Linked DNA regions of Homo sapiens: region 1 is linked to region 2. Evidence: read pairs that join two places in POLR2A ChIA-PET (ENCODE). Cell type or tissue: PC-9. All regions are shown on one strand. Each heading gives the region's core, and the rest is flanking DNA. Links, peaks and the distances in the headings are about the cores only.

The links. Peaks named below come from ENCODE experiments on the same cell type or tissue, not always from the same donor. Only the 100,000 strongest peaks of a DNase experiment are listed, where the experiment ranks them.
Region 1: POLR2A ChIA-PET joins it to region 2 with 9 read pairs; 1 of 35 experiments calls an interaction of 5 or more read pairs at or near these places.

What each region holds. Positions count from the first base shown.
Region 1 is chr6:2,218,692-2,229,666 of GRCh38, reverse strand. The region is part of intron 1 of GMDS (GDP-mannose 4,6-dehydratase); the gene reads left to right. Among named protein-coding and RNA genes, the nearest start is that of GMDS, 21 kb to the left of the region's middle. RefSeq lists a silencer at 2,618-2,912 and enhancers at 6,872-7,489, 7,656-7,725. In PC-9, for the core only: no CTCF peak of the experiment used is centred there; no DNase peak of the experiment used is centred there; H3K27ac peaks cover 968 bases.
Region 2 is chr6:1,519,114-1,530,088 of GRCh38, reverse strand. All of the region lies in intron 2 of LOC102723944 (a long non-coding RNA gene), which reads left to right. Among named protein-coding and RNA genes, the nearest start is that of FOXCUT, 81 kb to the left of the region's middle. RefSeq lists a silencer at 5,857-5,916 and an enhancer at 5,821-5,990. In PC-9, for the core only: CTCF peaks have their summits at 5,781 and 5,985 (motif pointing left); no DNase peak of the experiment used is centred there; H3K4me3 peaks cover 578 bases.

The sequences.
Region 1 (10,975 bases), core at 1,138-9,137, 700 kb before region 2:
TCTGTAAAGGGAGAGGAGAGAAAGATGAACATGAGTTTGATTCCTGACCTCAGTACTCACTGGGTGTCACAGGCAAATTTACTTTTTTTTTGTCTTGCTCTTGCCCAGGCTGGAGTACAGTGGCGTGATCTTTGCTTACCGCAGCCTGGACATGCTGGGCTCAACTAATCCTCCCACCCCAGCCTTCTGAGTAGCTAGGATCACAGGTGTGTGCCACCACACGTGACTCATTTTTGTATTTTTTTTTTTTTTTTTTTTGTAGAAACAGGGTCTCTCTATGTTGCCCAGACTGGTCTTGAACTCCTGGGCTCAAGTGATTCTCCTATCTTGGCCTCCCAAAGTGCTGGGATTACAGGCATGAATCACCATGCACAGCCCATGGGCAAACTTTTGAGTCTTTTTGAACCACCCTTATCTGTACTAGGACGAAAGAAAGTGCCTTGCGTAATGATCTTCTGGAAATGAGAACATTGTTATCCTGGAGGATCACTTTGGTTTTTCTTGTATACCAGACTGGATGCGGGCAGTGTCCTACCTCTGGACAGTGATTGGCTGATGCCCTCTCTCACCCCATCTGCAGTGAAGCCCTGGGGAAAAGTGGAGCCACGGGAGACCCCCACCACTAGAAGTTTGCTTCAGGGACTCTTGCTTTTCCTGTCTTCTTCCCCTTCCCTTTCCCCACTTCATCACATCAATCATAGAGTTTGCCTCCAGGAGCTAGCCTCTGGTGTGGTTGCTGCCCAGAGCCTGGCTGCCTGGCCACTTCCATTGCCCCATTGTCGACTGGAGCCTTATTTTACTCACTTCTCAGATGTCATACCTGGATCCCACTTGTTGAAGCTGTCAACGGGGGGTATTGGGGCTAATTCCAGGGGCAAAAAGGGAGCTCTACAGCACTACACAGTTGTACTGAGAAAGCTATTCCATGCAGCAAATGCATTGTTCAGGGTTACTCTTAACACTGCACATTATGGCGCAGGAACTAAATTTGTGTTCAAATGAATGCCCTTCCTACAGAGAAGTGGACTCCAAGTTTAAATAGCTGATTTCCAAGTTTTCTTTGGAAGGATTTGTTAAAGCACACACTTTGGATCAGTTCTTACCACCAGTTCCAAAGCTCACCAAGCTTAGGTGGAAGGAGGCATGGCTGCCCTGGGGATGGGGAAGGGATGCTTTCTTAATTGTACTCTGCATGGGAGAAATGTTTCTTTCTCTTAAAAGCAGTTTTACCTGTTTAAAAAACGGGCTCAGCTCAAGGCAGATCACTTAAGGTGGGACGGAGAGGGTTTGGAGTGTATATTGAAGAAAAGGAGAGTGCTTATAAAGGTGGGGGAGGAAAAGGAGGACGTGAAGGCCCAGAAGTGCTGAGAAGCACAGAAGGGTGGTGTTGGTGTTGGCTTTTCAGTCTTCATTTTCCTCTGTGAGTGGATCCTTTTAGATCAGTGGTGGGATGTCATAAACGTTTAATCCTGAGTGACACAGAAGGTGACACAGGCTTGCACTTTATATCCAAGAGGAACCAAGCACACTCAGATAGGTGCCTGCCATTCTTGTTTCTCTAGGAAAAGTTCCTAAAGGTGCTAAGAGGGGTACATTTTGTCTAGGTTCAGCACTGGGAGGGAGGTGTAAGAAGCTGCTTGCCTTCTTTTTACCTTGTACTTCACTGCGTAGACCCAGCACAGGCTTGGGCCACGTGCCGAGAAAGGGCCGCACAGCCACAGGTTGGCTCTCATTGAGCATGGTTATGTGTTAACTACCCATATTTCCTGGAAATGCCACAGAACTGAAGTTGGAAGCAGGTAGGAGAGCCTATGTCTGGACAGCAAGGGGAGTCCTGGGCAGCTGCACTTACATGGACCTTGGGGAGCTGGCCCCGTTGTTGCCTTGCTGTCATGGCCACTGAGATTCAGCTGCTATTGTGACCCAGGGGACCTCTGTGTGGCACAGCCTTCTGTTCTGGAATCCCAGGGAAACAGCTCTGGCCTGCCCGCTCCTTCCTATAGTTCCAGCCACAATTGGCACCTCACTCCCTGCATCCAGTGCAATCTCAGGTGTCTCCTGCTGTGCTTGCCTTTTCCACAGTCACTCTCTAGGAACTACTGAAATTCTCACTAGAATCAGCTGTTTCTCTAGATATGGAGCTTGTTCCAAAAGAATACTTTGCTTTTTTGTTGATGTTCTGACCTTTGATTTCAGTCCTCTCCAAAGATAAGAAACTTGCCATTTGTAGTTGAAGCATCCATAAAGCATGGTTCTGATGTTGGTGGTGTAATAGAATTACTTGGGCAGGTTGAATAACTCTTGGCTCTTCTATGCAGTTCAGTGGGCTTAGGGTAGAACTTGGAGCTGGCTGTTTTTAGAAACATTCTGAGGTGTTTGAAAAGTGAGGTGTTGTGGTTGAGAACCATTCATTTATGGGGACCGTAGTAGTGACTTGAAACATTTTATATATATATATGACATATATATGGAAATATATATATTTCATAAACTTTTTTCCTTAACATTTATTCAGAATAGTAAAAATAATGTTCACTATTGAAAAATTGGAAGTATAGGAGGATATAAAGTTTCAGGGGGAAAAAAAACAACACCCGCAATCCCACCACTCAGAAGTAATTACTGCCTGCATTATCTTTTCTTCATTGTTTTGACTAACTTGTTACTGATTGACTTCACTGCTTTTCAGCAAATGTTACTGGCCTTGAGTTGGATATGGAACTTAAATTCCATCTGGAATCATTCCTGGATGATTCTTTCAGAGTCATCAAGTACTGATTGAGTACGAGGGACTCCAGGGATGAATGCATCTGGGGGTCTAGGGTGAGGAAAATCCCAGCCTCAAGAGATCTTGTTAGTTAACCAGCTTAGCACCTCCTATTATGATTGTCATAGACATTTGTGTGTATATTTTAGTTCACATGTTAGGTGTTTTTAATGGTTTCATATTATTTTGAGTGATAGAATTTAGGAGAGTAAATGCTAGTAGAATCAGAGTTCATTAGTTTTTGACATGTTATATGCAAACACTTAAAAAAATTCCTGTGATGTTTGCTGAAGTTTGCATTTCCAGATACTCATATTCCATTTCTGTGTATTCTGATAGGAGGGTTATAATATCTCTGTTGTTGGGGCTATTGCTCTGGAGTATTTATCGATTAACTTTTGTTAATGATATACTCTGTGAAAGCACTTTATTAACTGGATTAAAAAAATTAATTGTAGCACACAGTAATGCGAAAATTTAGTTGGAATGTTGCCCTTATGGACAGTTATCATAGGCAGAATCTAACTCTTAGATGGGAACAGCAATCATGATCTCACAGGTCTCCTACAGCTCTGACAAATTCTTTCAAAATTAGTGAACTGCATTCTGGGTCTCTACTATAGAAGAGTCTCTGACTTCACGGGTTTCATGTTATTTCTACCCAGGAATCAGGATGCCTCACCCAAAGGCAGTTTTGACAAAATTAAAGTATATTGTTGGTGAGTGTCCAGAAGAGAGTGAAAACTGGGATGGCCTGGCTCAGTGTTGGTCTAGCAGAAACTACCTCTAGTGTAATTGTTTCCTTTCTCCCTCCTCTTTGTTTTCTGCCTCTATTTCATTTCTTTCTTTTCACAGTTTTTTCTTTTCTATTCCTCTCTCTTTTTTTCTTTTCTTAGGTTAGGCTTTCAGGGGCTGGAATGGGAGCAGAGTTCACCTGCCAGGAAGTGAGAATGGCAGGAAAGCTGGAATGGCAGTCCTTGGCTCTCCTGTGGTCGAGGTCTGATTACCTTCTAGGTAGTCATTGTGTCCCAGGAGATTTCAGAGAACAAACAGTGGAATCTTATTTAAATAGTTCTGTTAGGAGCATTAATGTTGTTTGTAGGTCATGGTCCAGATGGAAGCTGGCCCTTTTCTGACAAATACCTGGAAACATTTCCTTATTCTACTGTACGTTAGGATTTTGCAATCATTCTTTTCTGATCCCTAGCTTACTGGATAATCACAAAGGCTTTTTACTTCCTTTGTGCTGTAATATTGATCATCTGTGTTGGTTGGTTTACAGCCAACACACTGATCCGGATGCAAGCCGGAAAATCTAAGGGTTGGCAAATGATTCGTCATTTGCATAGAACAGCCTAGGACTCTTCAGAATGAACTTATGGAAGAGAGCTGTGGCATAGGAGCAGGAGAAGGTACAAGTTAGGGAGCAGTTTGGTATTGCACTTCATCTTTAGTTCAGCTTTGTTGCAGGGATCAAGACTGCAAGTTAAAGGGCAAGTTAGGGGGCACCTCTGTCTTTAATGAGATCATAGGATAAAGGCTTATTTATTTGTTTGTTTGTTTATTTATTGAGACAGGGTCTTGCTTGGTTACTCAGGATGGAGTGCGGTGGTGCAGTCTTGGCTTACTGAAGCCTTGACCTCCCCAGCTCAGACAATACTTCTGCCTCAGCCTCCCGAGTAGCTGGGACCACAGTTGTGCACTACCATGCCCAGCTAATTTTTTTTTTTTTTTGTATTTTTTATAGAAACGAGGTTTCACCATGTTGCCCAGGCTGGTCTTGAATTCCTGGGCCCAAGCGATCCACCCACCTCGGCTTCCCAAAGTGCTGAGGTTACAGGCCTGAGCCACCATGCCCGGCCAAGGCTTACTGTTCATCTCAGGTAGCGTCTGACATCGTGTGGACGTACGTGCGTTCAAATCTCCTCTCTGCCAGTTCTCAGTTCTGTGACTTTCAAGTAATTATTCAGCCTCTCTGTGCCTCAGTTTTCTCTTTTGTAAAGTGAGGATAATGGTACTAGCCATAGGTGAGGGTTGAAGGACACAGTGTCTGGCACATAATATTAATAAATATTCATTAATGTTTTACTCTTGGCTGTCCTGAACATTAGTCTGCTTTGACCTAGAATTCTTTTCCTGAAGACACGCTATAATTTTGATGAGAGTAAACAACTAACTCTTATTTGCATGTTCAAATAAACATGTTTTTATGAAGGTACTTGGTGTTCATTAACAAATGCTATACTTATGATTTTTTTTCTCTGAGACATAATACCAAACTTGTACATAAAATATTTCTGATCACTGATCTTCGCTCCTATAACTATAAAATTATATGTAAAATAGCTAAAAACTACTCAGTGCACTCTTTAGAATATATGTATTTCTCCTATGAGAAGCATCATTGAGATCTTTATTTGGGAAGCAATTAGGTTGCAAATTGAAAACAGTTTCCAACATCATCACCAAACTGAAAATGCCAAGTTGTCTGAGTCTAATGTCCAGAAGTCATTGTGGCCCTGTGGTCAGTGTTCTGCATTAGGGATCCCTGCAACAGAGCTGAATTAAAGATGAAGCACAGTAACCCAACACCTGTGTCAATAAGGGTGGATAATTTCTAGGGTTCCACAACGGGCTGTCAGTATCTTTCTCATTATTCCCCCAGCCTTTGTTTCACAGCCCAGTGGCTTCAGTCACTATGTCCATTTTCTTATCTCTTAAGGACTGTTCAACTCATTATATTTGGTTGCTTTCCCCATCCTACCCTAAACTGTTGTTATATAAGATCTTCTAAATTACCTTTCACGGCTAAACCCTGCAACTTCAGTCCTTGTCTTACTTGCTTTGTTGGCGTGTGTTATCACTGTCACTTTTCCTCTTGATTTTCCCTCCTCTGCTGGTTTTCCTTGTACCTCTTTGTCAGTGCATTGTTCTGCCCACCCTTGCAGGTTAGTGTGTCTTAACATACCATTCCTGACTCTCTCCTACTTTGTTCACTTTCTATGTCTACAACTGCAGTCACTCTTCCCTTGTGAATCCCAAAGCCTTGTCTCCAGTCCAGATTTGTTTCCTGAGTTCCAGACCCTGAGTTCCAAATGCCTCAACATTTCCATGTAGGTATTTCATAGACATCTCCTACTCCACATGTCCCTCCCTTCTATCATCTCTGTGTTTTTCCCCACCCTATTTCAAAGCAGGACCACAATCCATTTGGGAGCCAAAGTCAGAAATCTTGGAGTCATCCTATCGTCCTCCTTTCCCCTCACTCCTCATGTCTTCACCAGCAGGTCCTGCTGATTTTACCCCACTAGCATAGCTTTGGTAGCGGTGTCATCTCTTGTCCTTTCCTTGCCCACATCAGTTACCTTGTCCTGCCTGGGCTGTTATAGTAACCTCCTACCTGGTCTTCTGCTTCCAGTCTTTTTTTTTTCCATTCATTTGCTGCCAGTGAGTTTTAGCTGGAGTGACCATCTGATCATGTCAGATGGTCGCTCCTCAGCTTAAACTATTGGTGGCTCTCTCTTGCCCTGGGGGGAGTGTAAACTCTCCAGTGTCCCAGTGCCTTTGTGACTAGCACTTTCCTGCCTTTGCACCACATGCCCCCTGGCTTGTGTGTGTTTTGTAACCCAGCCATTTTGTACGGATAGTTTCTTGAATTCACCATATCCACATTAGTCATGGTTCTCTGGAGAAACAGAACCAGTGGGATGGATGGATATGGATATATATATATGTGTGTATATATATATAGAGAGAGAGAGAGCGCGCTATTGATTGATTGATTGATTGATTGATTGATTTGAAGGAATTGGTTCATGTCATTGTGGGGGCTGGCAAGTCTGAGATTTGCAGGGCTGGCTGGCAAGCTAGAGACACAGGAAAGAGTTGATGTTGCAGCTCCAGTCCAACATCTAGGCCGCTTGGAGGCAGAATTAGTTGTTCCTCCTGGGTAATGTCTTTGAGTGGATGAAGCCCACTCACATTGTAGGGAGTATTACTCAGTGTACTGATTTAAATGTTAATCACATCTAAAAAATAGCCTTCAGAGCAACATCTAGGCAGGTGTTTGACCAAGTCTGGTTGGCATATCCTAGTTAGCACACAAAATTAACTGCCTCACTGTCTTTCTCAATGTTGCTCGTGTTTGTATCTGTCCAGATTTCCCCCACACCTACTGTGGTGCCTACTGACCGCCTGGAAACCTGCCACTCATCCTGTGCTCCACTCTCAGCCTGCCCTGACCTTCTCAAGCAGCACAGCATTTCTTAGTACAGCATTTCCTTTTTTTGTTCCTAATTGGCTGGTAATTGCGTCTATTACAGTATTCCCCCTTTGCTGTGAGTATTCTTAAATTGCCTAACAGAATCAGTATGCCTCAAGGACCAAGCTTCTATTGTTTACATTCACCAGTGCTTAAGCACCTGATGAGTACCCAATAATTGTGTAATGAGGCACCGAATGAATGGAGACATTTGGGCCAAAGGGTCGGAGATAAGCAGTGAGAATGGAAGCAGTTGAGGGAGAAAGCAGAGGTTTTGGAGCCATTTGGAATTGGAGGAATCCCATTCACTGCACCAGGGTGTGGTCTCTAACCCCAGGAGAGCATTTTAGACGCCTAGGGAAAGCAGCTCTGCAGTCAGATTGACAGGATCGGAGTAAACCTCTGAGAAGCTCCAAAACTCAATCCCAGATCATACTTCTTACAGTGAGTGCTGGTCTAATGATTTCCATAGAATTTGCATCGTAATTTGGTGACAGTGTGTAAAAGCTGTCATTATCAGACTTCAGCATACTAGTCGCTTCCAGCTAATCACCTCCATGCAGGGGAGCCTAGACTGAAACATTGTTGCTTTTCATTATTTTGGAGAATAATTTAGGTAGAATTACTGTTTAATTTTTGTATTTCCTATTTAAGAAAACCTGTTTCTTTACGGCCCTTTGACTTTCATTTTCTCTTTTTCTTCCCACTGACCTGGCGGCTTCTTAAAGGGGCAGCACCAAGTTTCCTGTTGCCCCTGTGGGCAGTGGCCACAGATTGTCTTCTTTTTCTTCTTTTATACCCCATGGCACATTCTGAGAGTATTTTCTTTTTTCGTTGTTGTTTGTTTTCTTTTTGCTTGGGACTGCTATAATGTGAATATGATATTCTCATTAATTCATTTACTCATGTTGCAAAATTCACTAAAATCCCTTTGTTAAAAGAACATTTTAAGGCCGGGCATGGTGGCTCACTCCTGTAATCCCAGCACTTTGGGAGGCCGAGGCAGTCGGATCACGAGGTCAGGATATGGAGACCATCCTAGCTAACACGGTGAAACCCCGTCTCTACTAAAAATACAAAAAATTAGCCGGTCGTGGTGGCGGGTGCCTGTAGTCCCAGCTACTCTGGAGGCTGAGGCAGGAGAATGGTGTGAACCCGGGAGGCCGGGAGGCGGAGCTTGCAGTGAGCCGAGATTGCGCCACCGCACTCTAGCCTGGGTGACAGAGCAAGACTCCGTCTCAAAAAAAAAAAGAACATTTTAGATGACACTACTTTAAGTAATGTAATATTGTGTTTAAGGGAGCTTGATTAAAATAATAAAATGCAATTGAAGTCAAAACAGATGGATAAATCATGATATTACAAGTGAGAACTGGAATTCTACGTGAAGCCAGGAATAAAGCTGAGAGGTAATCTTTGAGCCACAATTTTGTGTTTTTTTGTTTATTTGTTTGAGATTGGGTGTTGCTTCTTGCTCTGTTGCCTAGGCTGGAGTACAGTGGCTCCTGTAACCTCAAACTCTTAGATTCAAGCAATCCTCCCACCTCAGTCTCCTGAGGAGTACATTACTTGTGGTAATGTACTACAGGTGTACATTACCATGCCTGGCTAATTAAAAAATTTCTGTATAGACGGGGTCTTGCTGTATTCCCCACGCTGGTTGTGAACTCCTAATCTCAAGTGATCTTCCCACGTTGGCCTCCCCAAATGCTTGGATTCCAGGTGTGAACCACTGTGCCTGAGCTTGTACATCCCTTCTTAGAAGGCCACAGCTTTATTACCATTATCAAACAGGGACATACAAGTACAGGTTGAGTATCCCTTATCTGAAGTGCTTGGGAGCACAAGTGTTTCAGATTTTTTTTTTTTCCGATTTTGAAATATTTTCATATACGTAGAGAAATGTATATACAAATCTTGGGGGTGGGACCCAAGTTTAAACATGAAATTTGTTTATCTTCATATATACCTTAAACACATAGCCCGAAGGTAATTTTATACAACACATTAAGTAATTTTATGTGTGTAGCAAAGTTTGTGTACATTGAACTGTCAGAAAGTGAAGGTGACTCTATCTGAGCCACCCATGTGGACAGTCTGTAGTTGTCTGGCATCCCCATCCTTCTTGAGGCTGAATTTATATGCTACGTATAAGCAATTATTGTCTCACATCTATTCACATTAAAGCACTTAACAGTAAAAAATATGACATGCCATTATTACAGCGAGAAAATAAGTGTCAGGGTAACCAAGCAGCACAGAGCATCACCAGACATCTGTACCAGCTGCTAAACCACAGCAACAGCACACAGCAGCAGGCTTTCCGTCTCCATCTGTGAGGCCTTGTGTTGACTAAAAGGTTACCGTACCTGTATCTTGTGTTTGGTGGGTGAAAAGAAACATCAGAAGTATTGAAGGACCGGGAAATTGAGTCCTCTAGGGATAAGGAGGCGTTCTGCTGGATGGCTTTTAAAGATGTTTCCTCCGGAGTCATCTGCCTCATTAGCCATGATTTTTGTCTTACAAGTCTTTGATTTTATACACTGACAGGATTTCATGTTTTATTGTGAATGCACACTGCCCTAGCCCTTGAATAAGCCCTTCACACATTTTCAACATGTTGTCTCTGGGCACTTTTTCTGCAGTGTTGACATCATCTTCATTGTCACCATTATAGGTTGAATATCCCTTATCTGAAATGCTTGGGACCAGAGGGGTGGAATTTTCCACTTCTGGTGCCATGTTGACACTAAAAAAGTTTTGGATTTGGGGACATTTTGGATTTTCAGATTAGGGATGCTTAACCTGTAGTTGTATAATTTATGACATTTGAAGAAAACGGAAGTGACCCGGCTGCTCAGGAGCAATATTCATGATACTGAAATCAGAGGGAATTTTTTTTTAAAGTTTCTGGTTTAAGTTGGTGCCCAGGAGGTGTGGTCTTTTAACTGGTGTGGTCGGTGCTCTGTTTGTTACTGGTCTGTGACAAGGTAAGTACAGAAAATGAGAGTAAATTTAGAAGCTTTTATAGCAAGTTCCTGAGACATTTACATCTAATCATTTTTTTTTAGTAACTCACCTTCAGTTGTATTTTACAAAAGAACCAGTTCATGATGGATTAGAAATTTAAAATGAGGATGCTGACAATAACTAGTTCTTTACTGCAGACAGTTTGAGAAGCACTGGTTTAGAGGATCCTGTGTAAAGTGATTACGAATATCGTCCATATAGTAAGTTCTATGTTGTCTTCTCACTTAACAGGATGCACTGTTGGCTGATGGCCTAATGACAGCATGCTCTTCAGCCAAACTGGTTCTGTAGGACTCAAGTTTCTACCCTCTCTATCATCTGGCTTCTATTTAGATTTTGCTTTATTTCCAAATTTTTATTTATCTTCTGGGTAGGTAATATATTCAGCTAATTTAAAATATAAAGATGCAAATGGGTATTCAGGTGAGTCGTCCTATGCCTGTCCGCCACCTCCCCATTTCCTCTTCTCAGAGGACCGACCTGTTGCCTGTTTACTTTCTTTTTTTGTTTTTCACACAGGGTCTTGCTCTGTCGCCCAGGCTGGAGTACAGTGGTATGATCGTAGCTCACTTCAGCCTTGACCTCCTGGGCTCAAGCGGTCCTCCCTCCTCAACCTCCCAAGTAGCCAGAACTCAGGCCTGAATCACTGTGCCCAGCCTATTTATTTATTAAGAGATTTTTAAAGAAATTCCTAATGCTTAGAATCTGTGAAAAAGCACAGGTGTTAGGTTAGCTCTTGGAACCTTGTGACCCTGAATAAACTTTAGCCTCTACAAACCTCAGTTTCATAATGTATAGAATGAAGATAATTAACTCTAATTTCAGGGTTGTTGGCACGTAACATAGCTCTCAATAAATGATCTGGTGATTGTAATCTGAAATACTTTAGAATGCACATTAAGATATATAGAAGATTC
Region 2 (10,975 bases), core at 977-8,976:
CAGGTTAGAGATATATATGGCATAAGGAAGCAAGGTGATCTGAGGTGTGGGGAAAGGTGACTGAGGGTGAAGAAAAGCGAGGTAATTGGCCATGTGTACATGCATAGTCAAGCTTCATGGCTCTTCATGGCTCTTCCTGGCTCTTCATAGGCTGCATGTTCAGAAAATGGTGCCCCTGAGGGGGCAGTTTTTGGCCCGGTGATCTCAAAAGGTCACCTCTCAGGCATTCATGCAGGCCTAGTTGAAAGGTTGGTGGTCTCAACTGGTTTAATCTGGACAGGACCTGCCCCCTAGTTCCTAAAAAACAACTTTAAGTGACTGTTACTGTAGTGACCCACTGTCAGAGATGTTATCTATCAGGAAGCTAGAGGGAGTTGAGGCAGGTGCTTTTGGCTCTGTGACTTTTAGCTACATAGGTTAAAAAGCTGACAAGAAGCAAGTGATTAGAAGCATGCAAGGCAGGTTACATTTGATGGGCTTAATCAGATTAGCCCTTGGTTTCACGCCCAAAGCCATTCCTTCACTCAACACCCCCACGGCTTGCCACGAGCTGGGAACAGGAGAAGTGGGAGACGCTCTTGTTTCCCGGACTTGACAGTCTAATGGGAGAGACAGACACAAGCAGACACGTGTCATGTGGGCAATTCCTGCCACGCTAGAGGGGAAAACACGGCACAGCATAGGAACCCCAAGAAGCTCAGGAGTGTGACTGTCCGAGGGACCACGTTTGATGGTTTACAGGGAAATCATCTGTCTAGGACAGTAGAGAAGCTTTTCTGGGAAGGGCTGTTTAATATACGAATAAAGAGTCCTGAATGTTGGAATTAAGATCCTCGTCAGTAGAAAACTCCTTAGACGCCTCAACATCTGGGAAACATGGCAGATGCCCTGCCCCTAATTTCTCACCAGGTTTCTCCTTCTCGTCTTCCAAAGCTGTGCCTTAACTTCCTCGAAAGACAACATCAGTGCTGGCGGGCCTCAAGAAGAGCCATCCCAAGGTATTGACTAGGCATCAGCGTCTTCACCAGGGCAACACAGAACATCCCTGCAGAGTTCCTGGTGGCTGCAGTGGCTGGTAGGGGATGTATGCCTGCTTTCCATCAGATTCCCAAAGCGGAGCCCCTGGAGGCTTTGGCCCATGGCCCTGAAGCTCCCTTTCACAAGGAAGAAAGACTTTGCAAAGCCAACACCACTATTGGAGAGAAAGTGGAGAATGTGTATTAGAAGTACTAGTCTTTGAAGGCAAAACAGCTGTATAGAGTGAGCTTAAGTGCTGGATCCCTGTGGTTAGGAAGGGACACTAAGCCTCCGGGATGTGAGAGTCCCATGGAAGGCAGTAGGCCCAGGATAAAGCAGGTGTCAGCTCAGAAAGCCCACCATCACCCAGAAAAGGGAAGAAATACGCTACCACCATCACTCTTTCTGCCAATGACTTCTTTGCACACCTCCACCCTATCTCCTGGCTCAGTCTCCCATGTTCTCATAGCTAGGGAGGTCTCCATTGTAATTTGTATGGGGAGGTTAACCTATAGGCCATTCTGATGATCCCAGCTCCCTTTCACTACAACCCCCGTCTGCATCCTTTGCTTTGCAGTAGGATTTGAGAGAGGAAGGATGAAGATGTAGCCACAGGATACATTTAAACAGGCACAGAGTTTGAGGGGTGGGGGGGAACAAAAGCAAAACAATAAAACCTTCACCAGTCATTAAAGAAATGAAAATGAACCTTTTGAGATTGTCAATTTTTATCTGCTAAGTCAAGAAAAGCTAATTTAATTCCTGGCAATTTCACAATAAAAAAAATTGTGCTAGCTCTTGGTGGCATTGTAAGTAGTTAAAGGCTTTTTGGGAAGTAATTTGAAATACATCAAGTCTTGAAAATGATTATACCAGTGGATCCAATCATCTCGCTGGTGGAAATTCATCTGAAGGAAATGATTCAGTGGAAAAAACAACCCGTCTACACTTGTTGCACCTAAATGTCCAGGAATAAGGGAATGACAGAAGAAATCTCAGCACATTCTCTGAATGGAACAGAAACCGAGCGTTTGGAACTAGAATTGCGCAGACTGAATTGAATATGGAAGTGGCTTTAAATGGCATGTTAGGTGGAAACACTGGATGTCTGGTTGAAATTTGGTAAGACACACATTCCCATGGTCAGAATCGGAAAATTTCAACAAATGAAAATCATGGGGTTCACAAAGAGGTGTTGTGGGTTATAGAAAGCTATTTTCAAAAATTTCTTTAATGATTCAAAATTGTTTTTCAAAAAAAGTAGAAGATTTAGAAACATGTATTTTAGGAAGTATGGCCCATGGTGTCTATTGGAAAAAAAGTGGAAGACCTGATGCATTGCCCAAGGGGAACTTCTAGCTTAAGATTACACTGATGAGGACTGGGAAACACTCAGGCACTTTCAGGCACGCTGAGTAACAGGGGTGTCCTTTTACACAGAGACAAGGTGCTCTGTGGTCCACCCTTTACTTGGATCCCCAGATCAGCATTCTCATCAGGCAGAAGTAACCAGAGGAGGAAACAGCATTTCTTCAAAGCTGAAGAGAGCTTTTTGGAGGGGAAAATAAAAAATCCTAGGAACTCCTTGCATGACTGATGGTTTGAACAATGGCTTTGCACCCCAAGACCAGCCTGGCCTCGTGGTTGTAAATCTGGGGGCCGTTGACAAACGGTTTCCCACCTTGGGACTTGAGTCTGCAGTTCAAGAGTCACGTGGGCCTGCCTGAGCCGCAGGGCTTGGCCCCTGTGCTGAGCACAGGCTTCTAGAAGAAGGCTTACGGGAAAGGAAATGCTCGGGTTTCACATGAAGGAGGGTGTGTGTGGAGGGGGCAGGGCGGGAGCAGGAGGGAAAGAATGGTCCCTTTCAACGCAGACAGATGCAGTCTGGCTCAGAGTCAGCCCGGTCTCAAAAAAAACCCAAGTGGTCCAGTAACATTTAAAAATCTGCACACATTCTCAGTTGTATTTTAAATACCGCACAAGGACAGACAATAAATGTGATGGCTTTTCCATCCCCTGCATGTGGAGTGCCTGCCATGTCCTGAAGCTCTCAGCATACTGGCACAGGGAGACACATGTACATGCCCACGGTGGGTGTGTGTAAATGCTACCTACAAACACGAGTGCACACCCACACACACCACTGCAGCACACATACTTCCATTCTCGCCTCAGAAAGCTCCAAGCCTGCAGTTGATCTAAGTTTGGCATGGGCTGAAGGCCACACTTGGAACGGCTGCTTGGACTGTTTCTGAGCAGAGTGACAGGCACAGCTTCTAAGAAAACGAATTCCTTTTTTATCGTGCTGGTAAATGAAGATATCAATCGTTGGTTTAGAAGCTATGCTGCAGGGAAGGACCCAGCCCTGATGCACGCCTTCAGGCTCTAGGACAGAATCATTCTGCTCACGAGCTTCCAGTTTCTAAGTGTTCATTCCATGATGGAGAAAATGACATGGAAAATAGGAGTCACGGGGTTTCCAAGGCTCAGGGAGGGGCTTGCTCCCGGGTGCTCCCATCCTCATGGTCCTTTCCTTGATGTTGTGGCTTATTCAGGTGTTCCTCACTCAGGACAGCCCAGAGCGGCAGATCTGGGCCAGGAAAGGCCCTGGGGTGTCCCACTGGGGAGCCAGCTAGACCTGGGTCAGAGGGAAGCCTCTGTGAATCAGGCACTGTCACGTCAGCCTCTTGAGGACGGCAAATGCCTCATGAAACTGTTGCCTAATGGAAGGCAGTGCGCGTCCTGGGCAGGGGTGGCTCTGCTGCCGGAGGGTAACCTGGAGGGTTGAACTGGGGTGGACGGGAAAGGGGCAAGTAAAGTGTCCCGTGCATCTGCTTTATCCCCTAACCAGCCTGCCAGGAAAAGTGGACAGACAGGTGGGGCTGGGGGCCAGAGAATCGCTGAAGGGCTCACAGGTGGGACTGGCTCAATGGCCGTCCCCAGGCCAGTGGGGTCTGGGTGGGTGCTCACAGCTGCTGGAGAACAGGCCCTGGAATCACACAAGAGCCCAGGAAGCAGTGCGGGGCTGTATATTTATGCACTCCTCATATATTCTCCCGGGACAGCGAGATGTTCTACCGGGAACAAACAGGAGATGCAGAGCCCTGTGCCCTTTGTGCCTTTGGGAAGGTCATGGTGCCCTTGTCCCTGAGCGTGTCCTTTTCTAAGAAGCGTGCTCTGGGCCGGCTCGCTGACTCCTCCTGCTGGGGCCCTGTTCCTCTCTGTTTTGGCTTCGTGTGTACTAAATGGGGCATTTGTGCCAGGCCAGTTCTCAGAAAGCTGGCACTCCAAGGCTTCTCAGGGATCGTCTTGTCCAACCCTCTCATTTTCAATGAGGGACTTCCTGCTCAGAGAAGGCACAGGACTCCCTAAAGCAACCAGGGGCCAGCGAGCTGGGCCAGGGATGCTTGTTATTTCTGCTGCTTCTCACCACCAGTCCCGGAGTCCAGGCTGTCCTGAAGACTGAGGAGCTGGAGGAAGCACTCTATAGCGTGTGAATATTAAACAAAATGTGGGAACACTCATCCTGTGTTGCAACAAGAGTGATATGCTGGAGCAGAATGGGAAGGGGGCACGCTGCCTGCTCTCTGCCCACACACTGGGTTCTCTCCACAACCATTGCCCCCAGCAGTTCAGGCAGGCCCAGGAAGGGGCCTGTGCAAGTCGCTGATGTCCTCTTCTGGGGAGGGAGCTAGAAAGAGCCCTGGTGCCAGAGATCTGGAAGGCAGCAGGGCCCGGGCAGCACCGACAGTCACCCCTCCCTGTCTTCGCCCACGTGTTTCTCTGAAATTGGGGCAGAATGGGAATTAGCTACCTTTGATTTTTTATTGTGTTAAAATACACATAACATAAAATCTACCATCTTAACTTTTTTTTTTTTTTTTTTGAGATGGAGTCTCATTATGTTGCCCAGGCTGGAGTGCTGTGGTGCAATCTCACCTCATTGCAACCTCCGCCTCTTGGGTTCAAGTGATTCTCGTGCCTCAGCTTCCGCAGTAGCCAGGATTACAGGCTTGTGCCACCACACCCAGCTAATTTTTGTATTTTTAGTAGAGACGGGGTTTCACCATGTTGACCAGGCTGGTCCCAAACTCCTGACCTCAAGTGATCCACCCCCAGCCCCAGCCTCCCAGAGTGTTGGGATTACAGGCGTGAGCCACCGCACCCAGCCCTTAAACATTTTTAAGTGTGCAGTTCAGTGTGGCATTAAGTATACTCACAATGGTGCACAGCCGTCACCACCATCCATATTCAGAACATTTCATCTTGCAAAACTGAAACTCTGTCCCCAGGAAACACTAGCTCCCCATTCCCCCTTCCTGCAGCCCGTCACCACCATTCTACCTCCTGTCTCCACGAGTCTGACTACTGCAGTGCAACGGACTGAATGTTCATGCCGCACCCCCTTTTCCACAAAGTCACATGTTGACATCCTGACCCCCAAAGTGATAGTCTTAGGAGGTGGGGCCTTTGGGAGACAATACAAACAGGTGGTGGGGCAGAGTCCTCCTGAATGGGATTGATGGACTTATAAAAGAGACCCGGAGGGATCCTCGGCCCCTCCCACCATGTGAGGGTGCCCTGAAAAGACGGCAAGAACCAGGAAGAGGACCTGCGCCAGGCACCGCATCTGCCGGTGCCTTGATCTCATACTTCTCAGCATCCGGAACAATGAGAACTGAATTTCCGTCATTTATAAGCTACAGTCTATGGTATTTTTCTGTGGCAACGCGGAACAGAACGGCAGGTAGGTGGGTGGTCAGCGGAGTGCCGCGGCAGTTGTGCTCTGGTGATTGGCTGGTTTCACTGAGCGTTCGGCCCTGCAGGTTCATCCAGGCCGTGGCACGTGTTTCCATGACTCCGCCCCCTCGGCCCGCGGTTGCGGCCACCCGGGAGCACGCGGCTTGCCGGGAGCGGGCGCTTGGCACGGGCGCCCTCTAGCGTTGCTGGAATTGGGGCCGTCGCGGCCCAGGCTGGGCTTCCGGAGCTCGGGCCCCGCACTCTGTGGCTCGGGGGCTGGTCCGCACCAGACCCCTCGCCGCGCTCCCGCTTTCCCTGCATTCACACAGGAGGGAGACGCGGACTCGGGGCGTGTGCAGGGAGAGGGCGACTGAGCGTGGGGATTTTCACACGCTTCTGCGAGACTTGGAACGTTGGCTGGCTTGAAGCAGCTTTTCTGGTTTTTTTTTTTTTTCTTTTTTCCTAAGTTAACATTAAGTATTTTAGAGAAAATGGGTTTATGCAGCTGACAGAATGCCCGACCTTGATGATGTTTGTCTGCTGGACTTTCCTGTGTGCTCCACGGACCACCAGGACATCACTTCGGGGCAGCCCGAGAGTGGCTGACGCAGAGTGGCCTGTGTGCGAAAGAGTGGCTCACGTTCATTCCCGGTGAGCGCCCAGGACCAGCCATCCAGAACATTCCTTTTCTTGTTCAAACTAGACACCCCTGGAGATGCCCAGGAACAATGGAGTGAAACTTCGTCGGGGAAGTGGGCCTGGGGAGGGAGTGGGGAGACTCCGGACTGTAGTGGCTATTTCCCCACCCACATCCCGCGCTGGCCAGCCGGGGGGTGCAAAGCAGTGCCGACGCTAAGAATGGTGCAGATGCCAGCACCTCTTCCTTCAAGAGGAGTGGAAACCAAGCAAGGCGGTGCACCTCTGCCAGCTGAGCCCTACTCCACTCATGACATTTAAATATATATACACACACACACGCGCGTATATTATTTGTATGGTAAAATATATACCATAAACATCACCCTTTTAACCATTCTTAAGTGTGCAGTGCACTGGCATTAAGTACATTCACATGGCTGTGCAACCATCACCACCACCCGAATCAGGACTTTCTCCTCGTCCCAAACAGAAACTCTGCCCATTAAACCCCAACTCGCCATCTTCCCTTCTCCAGCCCCTGGCAAGCTCTATTCTACTTTCTGTTTCTGTGGATTTGACCACTCCAGGAACCTGGAGTGGACTGATATAGTATCTGTCTTCTTGTATCTGTGCATAACATCCTCAAGGTTCACTCGTGCTGAGATGTGTGACAGGATTCCCTTCCTTTTTTATGAGATGGGGTCTTGCTATGTTGCCCCAGCTGGAGCACAGTGGCTGTTCACAGGCATAATCCCACTACTGATCAGCACGGGGCTTTTGACGGATTTCCTTCCTAAAGCAGAATAACATTCCATGGTGTGCACAGACCAGTGAGGAAGTTTCAACCGAGCGCAAGTCTGTTGGAGAGGTCGTCCAGGCAAATCTGGTCTCCCTTCCTGCTGCTTTCTGGTCTTTGCTTGGCTTTATGTGGAGGGGTTTCTTCTCTTTTCAGGTCTGTAGTCTGGTGAGAAGACTGAGGCTAAGCCCTGTGGCTGGTCAGCAGACGGGGACCATGCTGAGACAAGCCAGGCAGCTCTGGCTTGGGGGTTCAGGGGACTCCAAGGAGGGAGGAAGCACTGTGGGCTGAGAGGGAACCCACAGGCTGGGTGGGCTTCTTGGAGGAGGAGGCGGGGCTTGAGCTGGGAGGAAGAGGGTCAGATGAGTTGAGTAAGGGAGGGGGACACAGGGAGGCACAGTGGAAAGCTGTCCTCACAGGTGTAAGCATTTGTTTCCAGAGGTTTCCACAACGGACAGTTTAAAGGTGACCTCTGCTATCTCCCTGGTCAGTTTTCCTTTTGCACGAAAACAGCAGAAAGCCAATTTTGAGCTCCTGCATCAAAAAAAGCTATGAGCTCTGGAGGTGGAAAGATTTGGATTTTTCTGCTATTATACTCTGCCACCTTAGACATGTTTCTTAATAACCTGAGACATATCTATGGAATGGGCATGCTCATTCCGTATTTTCAGAGATTTTGCCTGATTTTCAGAGACTGAAAATGACGATCCCAGTTTGGACAACGTGCCTGATTTTCAGAGATTTTGAGGGTATTAATGTATGTGAAGTTGCCCAGCACAGTGCCTGGCACATAGAGATTCTCAATAAATAGTAGAAATGGTAGGAGCAGAAGTAGTGGTGATAGTGACAGGAGAGTAATAGAAGATTAATTCATTCATTTAACTCATACTTACTTCAGCCTGCTGTGAGCAGACATCAGGTATCATAAGCGAAACAGGCAAGACACCTGCATTGAGGAGCTGTGTGAAAAGGGAGATGGTGTGAAAGAGCAAAGTGATAAGAGCAACCAAGATTGTAAGGTCGTGATAAATAAGATGAGGCACCGAGAATAATGCCAGGCCTTTTCCTAAGGCGGATAGCTCAGGCAGTCAGGGAAGACCTCTTTGTGCTGCGATGGTCAGGGCTGGGAGGGAGAGCTGGGCAGGAGCTTGGTGCCTCTGAAGAGAAAGGAGCCCTAGGGGTTGCTCAGGGAGCCAGCAGGGAAGTGCTGAGAGGTGGTTTGGAGGTAGCTAGTAACCAGAGAAGGAGACCGATTGCATTCTAAATGCAGTGGAAAGCCAATGATAAGAGGGTAAAGTGGGAGATGACTAGATCTGATTTATGTTTTAAAGGATAAACCTAAAACTCAGCAACAAAACAATTGAAAAATGATCAAGGGGCTTGAATAGATATTTCTCTGAAGAAGACATACAGATAGCCAATGAACATATGAAGAAATGCTCAGCATCACCAGTCATTAGGGAAATGCACGGCAAAACCACAATGAGATCCCATTTCATACCCATCAGGATGGCTATCATAAAAAAAAAAAAAAAAAACAGGCCGGGCGTGGTGGCTCACGCCTGTAATCCCAGCACTTTGGGAGGCCGAGGTGAGCAGATCATGAGGTCAGGAGATCAAGACCATCCTGGCTAACATGGTGAAACCCCGTCTCTACTAAAAATACAAAAAATTAGCCAGGTGTGGTGGCGGGCGCCTGTAGTCCCAGCTACTTGGGAGGCTGAGGCAGGAGAATGGCGTGAACCCGGGAGGCGGAGCTTGCAGTGAGCCGAGATCGCACCACTGCACTCCAGCCTGGGCGACAGAGTGAGATTCCATCTCAAAAAAACAAAAACAAGTGTTGTTGAAGGTGTGGAGTAACTGGGACTCTTGTGCAGTGTTAGTAGGAATGTAACATGGGGTAGCTGTGGCTGGGAAACTGTATGGTGGTTTCTCAAAAAATTAAGCCTAGAACTACCATAAGATCCAGCAATTCCACTTCTCAGGATACTCAAAAGAACTGAAAGCAGGGGCTCGAACAGCTGCTTACCTGCCATGTTTATAGCAGTGTTATTCACGATAGCCAAGAGGTGGAAACAACCCATGTCCATTGACAGATGAATGAGTAAACAAAATGTGGTCTATCCACACAATGGAATATTAGTCTTCAAAAAAAGAGGACATTCTGACACATACTACAACATGCACGCACGTCATGCTCACTGAAATATGCCAGACACCAAAGGACAAATGCTGTGTGATCCCACTCACACGAGGTATCCAGAGTAGTCAAATTCATTGAGAAAGAAAGTAGAGTGGTGGCTGCCAGGGGCTGGAGTGAAGGGAATGGCGAGCTGGTGTTTAATGGGGACAGAGTTTCAGTCTGGGGAGATGAAAAAGTCCTGGAGATGGATGATGGTGACAGTTGGACAACCAAGTGAATGTGCTTAATGCCACTGAACTGTACTCTTAAGAATGGCTAAGACAGTACATTTGATATTGTTTATATCTCACCACATACACACACAGAGATGGGACTGGAAGGCTGCAAGTGTGGAGACAGGGTCCCAGCAGGCAGGCTGTTGCAGGAACTGAGCACAAGATGCTGGCAGCCCCTGCCAGGGCCGTGGCTATGAGTGGGGAGAAGCAGGCGGCCTGCGATATGGCACAGACAGGACTGCCACAGGTTGAATGTGGGAGTAGGGAGGGGAAAGGACCCAAGGAGGAGACCTCAAGTTTTGAAATGGGCAACTGTGTCGTGCCATTTGCTGAAATGATGGCAACTGGGGAAGGGTCTCTTTCAGGGGGAAAAGCAAGTGCTCCTTTTTGTCCATACCATTATTTCAAAACCATTTCATTGAGGTATAATCGACACACAATAAACTACACATATTTAAAATGCATGATTTGATAAATTTCAACGTATGCACATACTAAATTTGAGATGTCTATTACATATCCAAGTGGGTACGACAAGTCGTCAGTTGGATATTTAGAGCTGGAGCTCAGGGGAGAATTTAGAAGGAGTCATGTAATTTTGGAAATGACCAGCATAGGGAGGGTATTTACAGACTCGAGACCAGACAAGAGCATGTTAGAAATAGGAAGAGGAAGAGTTCCCATTTCTTGAATACCAGTGTGTGCTGGGCACATTTACTGTAAGCTACTTGTTGCAACAGCCTGAGGGGAAGGAAGTATCACCTTTGTGATGGAAAATGCTAGTTGTAAGCCAACATCCACTCTAACCCTCATTCATAAAAATAAATTCTACCTGGGATCTGGATACCAACCAGGTACAACCTCTCCCAGTCCTCTCTGCAGTACTTGGGCCAACTTAGCTAAATTCTTCCCATAATGTGGGCCATTTCCATATTGGGGCCCATAAAACAATGGGAGTGCATCATCCTTCCTCACTGCTCCCTCCTTACTGACAACAGTGGCAATGACCACAGCTACCCTGGAAGTCATGGGCCAAAGATGGCAGACATGCTCTCTGCCTGGGGCCCTGAATGACTGCGTGGCCCAGAACCACCTGTCAAACTAGAACATTCATCTAGACTATGATGCGAGAGAGCAACAAACTCCTTTGTTAGTTTTTAAATTTAAATTATTTATTTACTTTTTAGACATAGGGTCTCTTTTTGTTGCCCAGCCTGGAGTGCAGTAGCACAATCATTGCTCACTGCAGCCTAGAACTCCTGGCCTCAGGCGATCCTCTTGCCTCAGCCTCCTGAGTCAGCTGGGACTGCAGGTGCTCACCACCATGACGCCTGGCTATTCCCAAAGCTTCTCCCTAAGACGCCG